Regions from separate parts of the Homo sapiens genome. Here region 2 is linked to region 1. Evidence: chromatin contacts called from ENCODE Hi-C data. All regions are on one chromosome and are shown on one strand. Each heading gives the region's core, a stretch centred on a gene start or an enhancer-like site at or near the end of the contact. The rest is flanking DNA. Distances are from core to core; before and after follow the strand shown. Region 1 overlaps LINC03082 (long intergenic non-protein coding RNA 3082). Region 2 has its middle 20 kb from the start of LINC03061.

Region 1 (6,575 bases), core at 2,593-5,092:
ACAGAGCCAGCAGGTGAAGATGGAGCCATGATACCTAACTCAGCACTCTGTCTCCAGAGCCAACGACAGGTCCTGGAACCATTAGCCGTATGGCGACTACTTCTCAATTCATTATCAGCACCTCTCATTCATTTCACATGCAAGCCAGCTTCTTAGAGGAAACAGCATTAATTATGTAGACATATGTTTATGTTGGTCAATGGACTTCTTGCTGTTGTTATATGGCTTGAGGATTGGTCTCCTCTTTTACGACAATAGTCATAGAAAATGTTTCACAAGTATATTACAGAAGTGACAGCATATATCAAAGACACTCCGTTAAAGATGAAAGTGTAGAAACGCCAGGTTTTCTGGGAAGGGGTCGCCCAAGGGAAAGAGTTGAAGATTGAAGGTTGATAGGAACAGCCTGTGTTCAAAGACAGTCATGAGTTTACGAAGCTGTGGAATGTTTATGGAGGACATCGGCCATCCAACATGAGGATGAACTTCATTCCCCGAGGCCTGGCGCAGGATGGAGCTGTGATTACGTGGGCTGTCCTTTGCACGGGAACAGGGGCTCCATCGATGAATAACAGGGGGTACCTCCAAAAGGCCACGCTGACTCTGGGAATTGCTTTGAATTTCAGGCTTAGAGAGCTGGGGCTGGAGTGCTGACCATGACTTTGAAGCTAAAAGCAGTGTGTGCTCTGAGGCAAGGAGCTGCAGCTTGGACCTGAGCCCTGGGAAGCTGCCCAGAGGCACTGCATGGCAGAGCAGGCTGGGGGCAGGAGCAGAGACAGCTCTTTACCGAGACCAGCTCCAAGACAGCTCGCCCCTAATAAGGAAGTAGAGTGGCACTCCCCCATACCTCATCTCAGAGACCTCCCAGGTCCTTCAGCCTCGCTGAAGGAAGGCCGAGCCTCTGTGGGGCCCTGAGATGTTAGGGCTGAGCAGATTCTAAAGCAGGACTCTCAGTCCTGAGCAGCAGAAGATCAGATGAGGGTGAGAACTGCCCCCAAACTGAGCTGCCAGTTAGATTCAGAAATGTGCTCAGGCTGGTGGGTAGAGCTGCCTGACACTTTATTCCTTTTCTTCATGTCATTTACTGTAATATTAATAATCTCTGGTTACACATCATCTCTAAATGTCACGATCTTGAAGGTCAGTGTTAGGGGTGAATTGTGTCTCCCAGAAAGCCAAGTTCAAGTTGTAAACCGTACCTGTGAATGGGACCTTATTTGGAAATAGGTATTTGTGAATGTGATCGAGTTAAAATGAGGTCATGCTGGCTTACCTGGGGACTTAATCCAATGATGGAGGTCCTCCTAAGAGGAGGAAATTTATACCGAGACACACAGGGAAGACCTCAAGTGACCACAGAGGCAGAGACGGGAGCGATGTGGCTGGAAGCCGAGCAATGCCAAGGACTGCATCAGCACTAGAGGCTGGAAGCAGGGGAGACCCTTTCCGGAGCCTTCAGAGGGACCACGGCCTGTGGACCCCATGATTTTGGACCCTCAGCCTCCAGAACTGTGAAAAAACACACTTCTTGTGTCAAGCCCGAGGTTGTGGCAATTCATTGCAGTGGCCCGAGTGCACTAAGATCAAAGTCCTAAAACCTTTGTTTTCCATAGGAGGATATCGAGGCTCAGAACACTGTCCCTCCACAAAAGGGTGGCACTGCTAAGACTAGGCCCAGACCTTCTCCGTCAGCCCTGTTCTCAGGGATCCCTTGGCGATGGGACCTGAAGTTCTGGAGGGAGCTGCCACAGCAGCATGGATCCAGGAGGCTCCCGGGTCACATGCTTGGGGCAGTCGGAGGTTCCAAGTGTGGTGCCAAGTGCCCAGTTGAGTTGTTGGCACTTCTGGCCTTTGGAGTCACTCTGTGGACGCTGGTAAGTCATCAAAGAGGGTGTTGCCTCTGTGAACGTCAGGGGCACAGCCTAGCGGAGAGTGGGCCTTGGGGACATGGGGACCCCTAATTTAATATAGACATGGCACACAAGGCAGTGGAGGCAGCTCCTGTCAGCACCCTGGGGCGGCAGACAGGCTGGAACCTGTGGTCTCGGGATCAACCACCCTGGGAAGCAAAACGTACTTCCCGCCGTTCTCCACACTGAGGCGCCATTAACAAGGCCCTAGCAAGCAACTAGGCCTGGCTCGGGCAAGGCCGCCACTTCCGTAAGCTTTAGAGCCAAAGACAGCAGGTGCCCAAGGGAGGCACTGCACCAGTGTGAGAGTGTGAGTGTGCAACAGAACACACGTGTGTGAGTGTGTGACAGTGTGTGGGTTTGATTGTGAGCATGCTGTGATTGAGTGTGTGTAACATCATGTTAGGTATGGGCGAGTGTGCATGTGAGTGTCTACAAGCATGAGTGTGTCACAGAGTGTGTATGTGAATAAGTATAGGAGTGTGTGTGAGAATGTGTGTGCACGTGCAAGAGTGAGAGGGTGTGTGCGTGTGTGACTGCCTGTGTTGGGTGTGTGTGAGTATGGGCCTGTGTGTGTATGTATAAGTTTGTGAATAAGTGTGCATGTGTGTGGGTAGAGATGAGTGTGAATGTGTGTATATGTGTATGTGCATGAGGTTGTGTGGGCTGTGGATGTGCATTTATGAGTGTGGATGTGCAAGTATACACCTGTGTGCATGTATGAGTGTGTGTGTGAGTTTGTGAATAAGTGTGTGAGTGTTGATGTGGTTGTGTACATGTGAGTGTGTGTGTGGCTGTGGCAGTGTGTGTGTGTGTTTCTAAGTGAGTGTAGGAGTGCAAGTGTGGGCGGGCTCTGGCAAATGCATGGGAGCCTCAAGAGGCCCAGGAATGAGGCTGACCAGGCTGTGAGTGCACTTCCAGTAGGGATCCCTCCCAGCAGGGCCTGGATGCTGCAGCGGGCCTGCTCTGCCTGCTTTGTGTGGAGTGTGCTGCCACCCAGGGGAAGGCTCCTGGCTGACATGGCAAGTTGACATTGGTCTTGGGTGGTTTCTGTCTCTAGGCTCAGACAAGAAAAAGGACATATAGGGTGCAGGGGCCAGGAGTCAGGGACTAGCCCCGGCAGAGAGAAGGGGAAAGCGCCAAGACCCCAGGCACAGGCTTCAGAAACACCCCTACTGGACCATCTATCCACATCAGTGGGACCTCTTCCCCATTTTCCCCCTTCCCGTAGTCTAAGGTGCTTGCTGGCTAAGGGTATTAGAGGACACCAGGAGAGAGGCGTGGCCTGTCTCCCTTATGTGTCCCTAAACTGATCCTTACTGGAGATAAGTCCCCAACAATGTCTTGAATTTCAGGAAGCTTCACTTTGTTGTGTGGTCTGAAACTGCAATGCTACCCCGAGGAGCCTTGGAAATTCACATCACCATGCTCCTAAATACGCCTGGTTAACTGCTGGAGCCTTTTCATATGAAAAAGGAAACCCACTAACTGACGTTCCCACAAATCTCCTGGGTCCCTCGGGGTCTTTGAACTCTGCCTGAGAGACAGTTTCGTCACCCTCTGGGACAACAAATTCATACATTTCTATCTTGCTCCAGTTCCAAGAAAATGGCATTGTGTCCTTTAAAACGCAGTCAATTCTAAAAGCACACTTCTCCTTGCCTCCTCAAAGAGTGCTCACAACAGTGACTGATAGTTCATTCTTCTTCGTCTTCTTTCTTTAAGACAGTTTGTTCAGACTTTTTACTTACGTGCTGCAATACAGATTTTAAGAGCTCATTAGCATGGTACAGCAGCTGCACCTTTACAGGATCATGATCCTAATACGGAAAAGGCAGTTTCTGCGGCGGAGCGGTGCCTTCTGCAGGGCCCTGGCAGCCCTTGATGCTCCTGCTGTTGAGCTGTCCTGCAGCCGGGCCATGCACGCCTCCGCCTTGTTCCTCCCCCTATGGAGACAGGCGGCTGAGTCAGGCCTGTCCTCCACGGAGGGATAAGCCTGCCATGCACTCCCAGAAGCTGCCAAGTCAACCCCCAGCCGTCTCTTTCCAAGCGCTAGCTACTCCATTCCCTTCCCTCTGTGGAGCTCTTATTTCCCTACTGTCTAACCAGTCAGACACCACGTGCCCTTCAGTCCCAAGCTGTCCGCTCTGATCCCTTCGTGGAGTCTTCCGATATAAATAAACTAAACAAGGGAAAACCCACAGGGAAGAAGAAAGTCTGCAGGTTGTTTTAGACTCCAAACAGATAGGGATTGAGCTTGAAAGAGGGGCAACCGTAAATACCAGATCTTCTTGGAGAGCAGCCAAGTAGATCTGGTATTGACAGGTGCCCCTCTTTCACCTGGTATTGACAGGACCCCAATGGAAAATAGACATCATTGCATAGGCACTGATGAAACAGCACGCTTTGAAAAATAGCAAATAAAATCAGGCAAACTCTGCTGTTTTCAAAGTTAGAATCTCTTACTACGGAGTCTAGGATGGTCACATTAGCAGAATATTAGGCACAGTGGCTCATGCCTATAATCCCAGCACTTTGGGAGGCCAAGGCAGGCAGATCACCCGAAGCCAGGAGTTCGAGACCAGCCTGGCCAACATAGTGAAACCCCATCTCTACTAAAACAAATATAAAAAATTATTCAGGTGTGGTGGTGGGTGCCTGTAATCCCAGCTACTCGGGAGGCTGAGGCAGGAGAATCACTTGAACCTGGGAGGCGGAGGCTGCAGTGAGCTGAGATTTCGCCATTGCACTCCTGCCTGGGCAACAAGAGCAAAACTCCATTTCAAACAAACAAACAAACAAACAATATCAGCAGAAGATTAACAGACTAAGAAGATAAGGCTGGCCAGGGTGGCGGGCTGCGTGGCGGGCTGGGTGGCGGGCTGGGTGGCGGGCTGCGTGGCGGGCTGCGTGGCGGGCTGGGTGGCGGGCTGCGTGGAGGGCTGCGTGGCGGGCTGGGTGGCGGGACAGAACGGTGTCCCACGTGGCGCTTTCCCATCTCTGCTCACCCCCTTACCATCCCCTTGGCAGCTCTCCCAGATACCTTATCTAACAAAGACTGAGCCTTGTTCTTTTGGCTTAGGATTGACTTGGCGATGCGGGCTCTTTTTTGGTTCCATATGAACTTTAAAGTAGTTTTTTCCAATTCTGAGAAGAAAGTCATTGGTAGCTTGATGGGGATGGCATTGAATCTGTAAATTACCTTGGGCAGTATGGCCATTTTCACGATATTGATTCTTCCTACCCATGAGCATGGAATGTTCTTCCATTTGTTTGTATCCTCTTTTATTTCATTGAGCAGTGGTTTGTAGTTCTCCTTGAAGAGGTCCTTCACGTCCCTTGTAAGTTGGATTCCTGGGTATTTTATTCTCTTTGAAGCAATTGTGAATGGAAGTTCACTCATGATTTGGCTCTCTGTTTGTCTGTTATTAGTGTATAGGAATGCTTGTGATTTTTGCACATTGATTTTGTATCCTGAGACTTTGCTGAAGTTGCTTATCAGCTTAAGGAGATTTTGGGCTGAGACAATGGGGTTTTCTAGATATACAATCATGTCATCTGCAAACAGGGACAATTTGACTTCCTCTTTTCCTAATTGAATACCCTTTATTTCCTTCTCCTGCCTAATTGCCCTGGTCAGAACTTCCAACACTATGTTGAATAAGGAGTGGTGAGAGAGGGCATCCCTGTCTTGTGCCAGTTTTCAAAGGGAATGCTTCCAGTTTTTGTCCATTCAGTATGATATTGGCTGTGGGTTTGTCATAGATAGCTCTTATTATTTTGAGATATGTCCCATCAATACCTAATTTATTGAGAGTTTTTAGCATGAAGGGTTGTTGAATTTTGTCAAAGGCCTTTCAACCCTTGTGGAAGTCAGTGTGGCGATTCCTCAGGGATCTAGAACTAGAAATACCATTTGACCCAGCCATCCCATTACTGGGTATATACCCAAAGGACTATAAATCATGCTGCTATAAAGACACATGCACACGTATGTTTATTGTGGCACTATTCACAATAGCAAAGACTTGGAACCAACCCAAATGTCCAACAATGTTAGACTGGATTAAGAAAATGTGGCATATATACACCATGGAATACTATGCAGCCATAAAAAATGATGAGTTCATGTCCTTTGTAGAGACATGGATGAAATTGGAAATCATCATTCTCAGTAAACTATCGCAAGAACAAAAAACCAAACACCGCATATTCTCACTCATAGATGGGAATTGAACAATGAGAACACATGGACACAGGAAGGGGAACATCACACTCTGGGGACTGTTGTGGGGTGTGGGGATGGGGGAGGGATAGCTTTAGGAGATACACCTAATGCTAAATGACGAGTTAATGGGTGCAGCACACCAGCATGGCACATGTATACGTATGTAACTAACCTGCACATCGTGCACATGTACCCTAAAACTTAAAGTATAATAATAATAAAAAAAAGACCGAGTCCTCCAGCCCTAGTCACGCCCTCTGCTGGCCACAGCCCCCATCAACACCTTGACTGCAACCTTGTGAAAAGCCCTGAGCCAGAGCCTTCCAGCCCCACGGCTCCTAAACTCTTGACCCATCAAAACTGAGAAGATAAATGGTTTTGTTTTAAAAACTAATAATAAATTAGAGACTCAGCATGTTGCTGTCCTTGAAAACTGT
Region 2 (6,346 bases), core at 199-2,698, 870 kb before region 1:
AGAGCACACCAGTGAAGGTGTCAAAAGATACTTTGAAATCTAAAATTAAGGCAATAACTGTAAAATGAAATTTAAGACATTGGTTTATGAGTCTTTATAAAATCTAGGAAAATCATGAAATCAAATCAATTAAAAAGGCCCTTAGATGCTGCTGCATTGCACATTTTAAATACAGACTGCCATTAAAGCCATTCTAATTAGACAGATAGTGTCACTTTTTTCAAGTTTATTTGTTATGTACTTGTTTCATCTATAATGACCTTTTCCCTCTGATTATTCTGAGAAAAGAAAAAAAAATATTCAAAGTGAATGAGTTGCTAACTGATAAATTGCAAAGGAAAAACGTGGCTTCTTGTTGCAATCAATTAATCCATATTTTGAGCACTTATGACATGGTAGATTATATAGTTTGGCTCTGTGTCCCCACCCAAACATCATCTCAAATTGTAATCCCCATAATCCCCATGTGTTGAGGGAGAGACCTGGTGGGCAGGTGGTGATTGGATCATGGGGGCAGTTCCCCCATGCTATTTTCATGATACTGAGTGAGTTCTCATGAGATCTGATGGTCTTATAAGCAGCTCTTCTCCCTTTACTCATTTGCTGTCTCTCTCTCTCACCTGCTACCATGTAAGACGTGCCTTTGCTCCTCTCTCACCTTCCTCCGCAATTGTAAGTTTCCTGAGGCTTCTCCAACAGTGTGAAATTCTGAGTCAATTAAACCTCTTTTCTTTATAAATTACCCAGTCTCAGGTATTTATTTATAATACAGTGTGAAAACGGACTAACACAGTAGACTTGCAAGAGTCCTGCGGTTCACAAAACCAAGAAGTCCAGAGCTCCAGATCATGGGTACGTAACAATCTGGACTGTTGAGTAAAAGAATAATAGCAGTAAGGCTATTGTTCTAGACCAAAATCTAGCCATTACGAGAACATGTTGCTTGGAGATGAGATTAAATAACTGATAGAACACAGAGGAGGAGGAAGGGTACATCCCAGTTTGCCATGTGCCATGAAAACTTCGGAGAAGTGAAGATCAATTACGACTGATGAGATAATTTAATGCAAAGAGCCAGGTAAAACGTCTGCAAGCATTTTAAAACTGTGTATGCGGGACACCAAAGAAGAAATAATGTCCTTTTGAATAAGCAATTAGAGAAATGCATTAACAACTAATGAAGGAGTGAATTATTTTGTGCGAGCTCAGATGTTTTTTAAGCTACCTTTGGTGGTTTTCATCCACCTCCGCATTTAATCTCATCTCAGGGTACCAAGTGTGTTTCTGTGCTCCTCCCCTGGCTTTATCTGAGAGGACAAGTGGGCCTGGTTCATCCAGATCTGAACTCCCCTTTTTGCACTAATCCCAAACCCAGTAGCAACAAAAATGCTTTCTTTTTGACCAGATGGAAATCCGAGGCTAGCCTAGGACATGACATGCATTTTAATCCAATGACTCAGCATAGGAGGACTGGATCAACCCAACTCTAGTGAAACCAGGTCTCTCTTTCCTGCTGTATACATTGGGAGGGTGATCAAAATCTGTCCACCTTATTTTAAATCAGCTGTGGGTCACCACCACACTGTTTCCATGAGGTCATTTCTTGTTCATCATCCACTAAGGCGTTTGCCACGAGCAGCAGTAAAAAGCACAAAGGACAGAAAGCCCTCGAAAGGAGAAAATGAAATGCAACACAGCCAGCTCACATACTTTCCATGCCACAATCCCCACCACCTAACATTCCGTTCTCGTCGATGAGGAAACAATAGAATGTACAGCCCTGTCACTGTCGCTATTAATAACTTGGAGGGCTTCCAGAACCACACGGGTTCAGGGGAATATGCTGTCCTTAGCAGTCACATCAATGCTTAGGTATCTCTTCATGAGACTGTGCCTCTGTGTCTCCTGCCTGCCATGTGTGAAAGTTCTAATTTTCAAGTCACACATAAGCCCTGATTAGTGGTGATAAGGCAATAAGGAGGACCGGTTTTTTTGAGACTATGAAACCACAAAGAACTCTGAGTTCCAAAACACTCTATTAGCACTTTCCAGTCCTATTTTAGAAAACCAATGGGAAAAATGTAAAATGGAGTGGGCTGGGAAATTTTTTCATCAAAGTATAATTGTAATTTTAAGTAGGAGTTTTGTATTTAAAGCCCTTAATGGCAAGCGTGATTAAGAGAAGCTTGGCTTCACTGTTTACAGCAAACCTTGATTAAATACAAACAAGCAAATGAAACAAAAAAGAAAAGAAAAATGAAAAGAAAAAAATCTTTCTGGAGTGTCCTGGGGTCCTTAGCCAGGAGAATTATCTTGGAGGGGAAAAAAAAAATCCATGGAGTCAGCCATCTGTCTCTATCCCCTTCCTTCCTATTTTCTTCAATTCTTTGTCCATCTGTATGATTTGCCTACACTGGTCTGTCTTTTGAATTTCAGCTTTTCAAAAAGCAGATACCACACCAGCTTATTTTATTTTCAGCATCTATCACTGCAGGCTTTATTAAATGTTAAGGAATAATAAGACCTATTATTGCACTGCGACTCCCTGGGATTTTTTGTAAGTCAGTAAGGCCCAGTGTCATGTGTTTGCATTTTCTCTGGGCTGTAGATGCCAGGAGACCAGGACCATTAAAAGAGGAGGGAGAGAAAGGGAAGGTTGGCGGGTTATTATGCACTCTTGGGGGTTTCTTTCCTACAACGCTTTCCCCTGCTCCCTTCTGTTCCCGCTTCTATAAAAGGAGTAAGCACACAACAACCGTCATATAAACCAACATCAGAAAAGCAAAAAGAATTCATCTGTCAAGAAGAAAGAGAAAATCTGTTACGGTTACGAATGGTTATAGCAAAGTGAGTAAGGAGAAGAATGTTGGCAATAAATGGGAACTTATTTTATTGCAGAGGGTCCAGCTCTGTGCTAAGGGAAAATCTGCAAAGTCTTAAAGAAGCAGAAGCATGATGGAGTGAGTAGGTAACACTTACCTGACAGCCTAACACATGGCAGGTGGTATTTGGGGAATGAGTCTGTAGACGGGCAAGGCTACGGAGAGCAAACTCAATGTCGCCACATGGATTGGAGAAGGGTCTGTGGGAAAGTTCACTCTCATGGAAAACAGTTCTTATAATTATGAAATAGTTTCATTGTTCTGATTGAAATTGAGCTGAGTTTACTGCCTCCCCCTTCTCATTTTCTTTCTTCATCTTTCTCCCACTTCTCTTCCTCCGTTCCCTTCCCTTTCTTCTTCTTCCTAACTGCCCATACAAGTAGCCATCGTCTGCTGCATAATATCATTAATTCAAAATGATCTTTCTTATTTCAAATAGGAAATGTCACTTTGAATTAATGTGAACTATGTCTCCTATCATCCTTTTTACCTGACAATAATATAAGGCCATGTGTGACTCTCTTTATTTTCTTATGTTCATGGATTTTAAATAAATTCTTTTCTCTCTTAGAAAACCATCTATTGGAGGGTGGTATCAGGTTCTCCCTAGTTTTGCACTTTGCTTCTTACCACCTCTTCCTCACCTATATTTGATTTTGTTTACTATTTAAAAACAATTTGACTGTCTCCTTCTCTGGTGATTTTCCAACACATATCTTTTCCCCACCTCTAGACCATGTGAGGTACATCAATATGTATCAATTATTGCACTTAGCATGTGAGATTACAATCTATTCATTTGTTTTGTATTTTGGTGAGTGGAGGTGTTGTAACACTGGATTATACAATCAAGATGGAGGGGCATTTTTAAGAAAAGGAATACAAAATTGTTAATGCAAAATTTGATATATGACAGAGATTTCTGCTTCTCTCCAAGATGGAGTAGAAAGACTGGATTTATCCTCTTGCATGAATTTAAAAAAATGACAAAATATATACAACAAAGGTTTTCAAGACACAGGATATGAGGCATCTGTCCTTGCGAGAGAGAAAACAAATGAAATAAGCTCCAAAGACTTGTCCAGGTTCCGGCCTTGAGAATTTTACAAACCACAGATCAGGAAAGGGGAGCTGAGGTGTGTACTGGTGGTCCCTCTGAGTTGAGTAGGAGGAGCTGGAAGACCACAGTGACTACAGTTCACAGGAGAGGGCTGCAAGGAGGGGGCTCTTCAGGGTTGCAGAGGGCACCCTGGGGTCCTCAGATGATTAAGGACATGTTTCTGCATGTGAGAAAGCCACCCAAGGCTGGGAAATAATCACCCAAAGGATTAGTGGTAACATTATCTGACACTCACAAAGGTCAGAGAACAATGCCTCTTCCCTTGAGCTAGACTTGACAATGTCCTGATTCTCAGGGCACTGGGTAGAGTGCATAGAAGTGTCTTGTCTGAGTGAAGGGGGATAATTAGCCTAAACTGAGGACTACTCCAACCCCTCCCAACAATTCTTAACAGGAAGAATCAGTTTCCTAGATAATTAACTGTATACTAGAACCAAAATGAAGAATATTTATATAAATACACAAGTTTATAGCACCCAAAAAGATATAATTCATAATGTCTGACAATCAATCAAAAATTACCATGCAGAAAATATAATCATTAAAGAATAGAAAAATCAGTCAACTGATACTGATCCAGAAATGACACAGATGTAAGAATTAGCAGGCAAGAATATTAATACAGTTATTATAACTATACATTCAAAAAGTTAAGCAGATATATGGGAGACATAAAAAAAAGAACCAGTTCCTAATTCTACAAATGAAAGCTGCAATATGTAGGATGAAAAATACACTGAATGAAATTAATAGCAGTTATGTATTTAGAAGAAAAGTTAGTGAGTTTTAAGAAATAGGAATACAAACCATTCAATATGAAATATAGAATATAATTTTTTTTAAGTATGTTAAAGAGTACCAATGAGCTCTGAGAAAACTTCAAGCAGCTTAAAACACATGAAATTTAACCCCCTAAAAGGGAGGAAGGGGGACATACTGGAAGATAGAATACCTGAAAATTCTCTACATTTGATGAAAATGAGAAACTTGCAGGTACAAGACACTCGACATACTCAAAGCATAAGAATCATGATGAAAACTGTACTAAGGCAAATCAGAATCAAATTGTGCAAAAACAGTGATAAAGAAAAAAAATTAATAGCAACCAAAGGAAAAAGATTCCATGTAGAGGAACAGAGATAAAGATGATTGCAGATTTCTCATAAGAAGCAATGCAAGTGACAAAAGAGCTGGGAAACATCTTCAAAGTACTGAAAAAAAAGTCAATTTAGAATTCTGTAACCAGCAAAATACCTTTCAAAAGGAAGCAGAAATACTTTTCCAGACATACAGAATGTGAAAGAATTTGTCACTAGCAGAATGTTAAAGGAAGTCCTTCAGGCAGAAGATAAATAATACAAAATTGCTATGTGAATCTACACAACTAGATGAAGATCACTGGAAATAACTACATGGAAAAATCTAGAAGATATTTTTATTTCAAAAATATCTTTAAAAGAAAATTGAATTTTTTAAAATGCTGTGGTATTGTGGGATTTATAACACCTGTGTAAGTATAATGTATGAAAATAATAGCACAGGCCTGGAGAGGAAAAATGGAAATATACTATGGTAAGATTCTCTTGGTATGTGTAAAGTGCCATCATATCATGGATGTTAGACTGTGATACATTAAAATGCATACCATACACCCTAAATATACCAGTAAAATAAATAAAATGTTATATTTATATAACATTACACATATTATCGCATGCCATTATATATATAACATTATTATATCTATGTAACATACCAGATAAAGTAGAATTATAAAAAAATGCTCAATCTAAAAGAAGGCAGGAGAAAAATGAAAATTAAAAAAGAACAGATGGGACAAGTAGAAACAAGTAGCAAGATGGTTAGTTTAAACCTAACCATGCCAATAATCACACTAAATGTAAATGCTCTAAATATCCCAATTAAAAGATGGAAATGATCAGATTAGGCAAAAAACCAAGACCCAACTCTATGCTGCATAAAACAAACACACATTAAACATAGACACTAAAAAGTTTAAAAGTAAAGTATAAAATATACATTATACTATAACCAATAAAAATAAAACTGGAGTGATGGCATTAGTATCAGATAATGTAGATTTCAGAGCAAAGAATATCAAGGATAAAGAAAGTCATTTAATCAAAGGCTCAATTCATTAAGAATAAATAATATTCATAAAACTTTATGCACATAGCAATAGAGATTATAAATATACAAAGCTACAAATTACATACTGACAAAGGTGTTAAAAGGAAAACTTTAGACAAATTAACAGTCTAAGTGAGCAAAGAACAGTTCACGATTGGGCACTACCCAAACCAGAATAGGTTCAGAGCAACTC

Evidence for each region. A loop is a pair of places that touch in the nucleus more often than their neighbours do. Pooled maps may share reads with other maps.
Region 2: a map of Right ventricle myocardium inferior shows a loop between it and region 1 (5-fold over the local background). The contact joins two enhancer-like sites. A Hi-C loop is called at or near these places in 5 of 168 maps with a recorded cell type or tissue (HCT116, MCF 10A, Right ventricle myocardium inferior and 2 more) and 10 of 50 pooled maps.

What each region holds. Positions count from the first base shown.
Region 1 is chr13:110,106,183-110,112,757 of GRCh38, forward strand. All of the region lies in intron 1 of LINC03082 (long intergenic non-protein coding RNA 3082), which reads right to left. Among named protein-coding and RNA genes, the nearest start is that of LINC03032, 12 kb to the right of the region's middle. Within about 2 kb of position 3,843, at least 14 of the 41 ENCODE cell types and tissues checked have a DNase peak (open chromatin) inside an H3K27ac peak, as active enhancers do; they include ascending aorta and gastrocnemius medialis, where a contact is called at or near this core.
Region 2 is chr13:109,242,048-109,248,393 of GRCh38, forward strand. No RefSeq gene overlaps it. Among named protein-coding and RNA genes, the nearest start is that of LINC03061, 20 kb to the right of the region's middle. Within about 2 kb of position 1,449, at least 12 of the 41 ENCODE cell types and tissues checked have a DNase peak (open chromatin) inside an H3K27ac peak, as active enhancers do; they include ascending aorta and gastrocnemius medialis, where a contact is called at or near this core.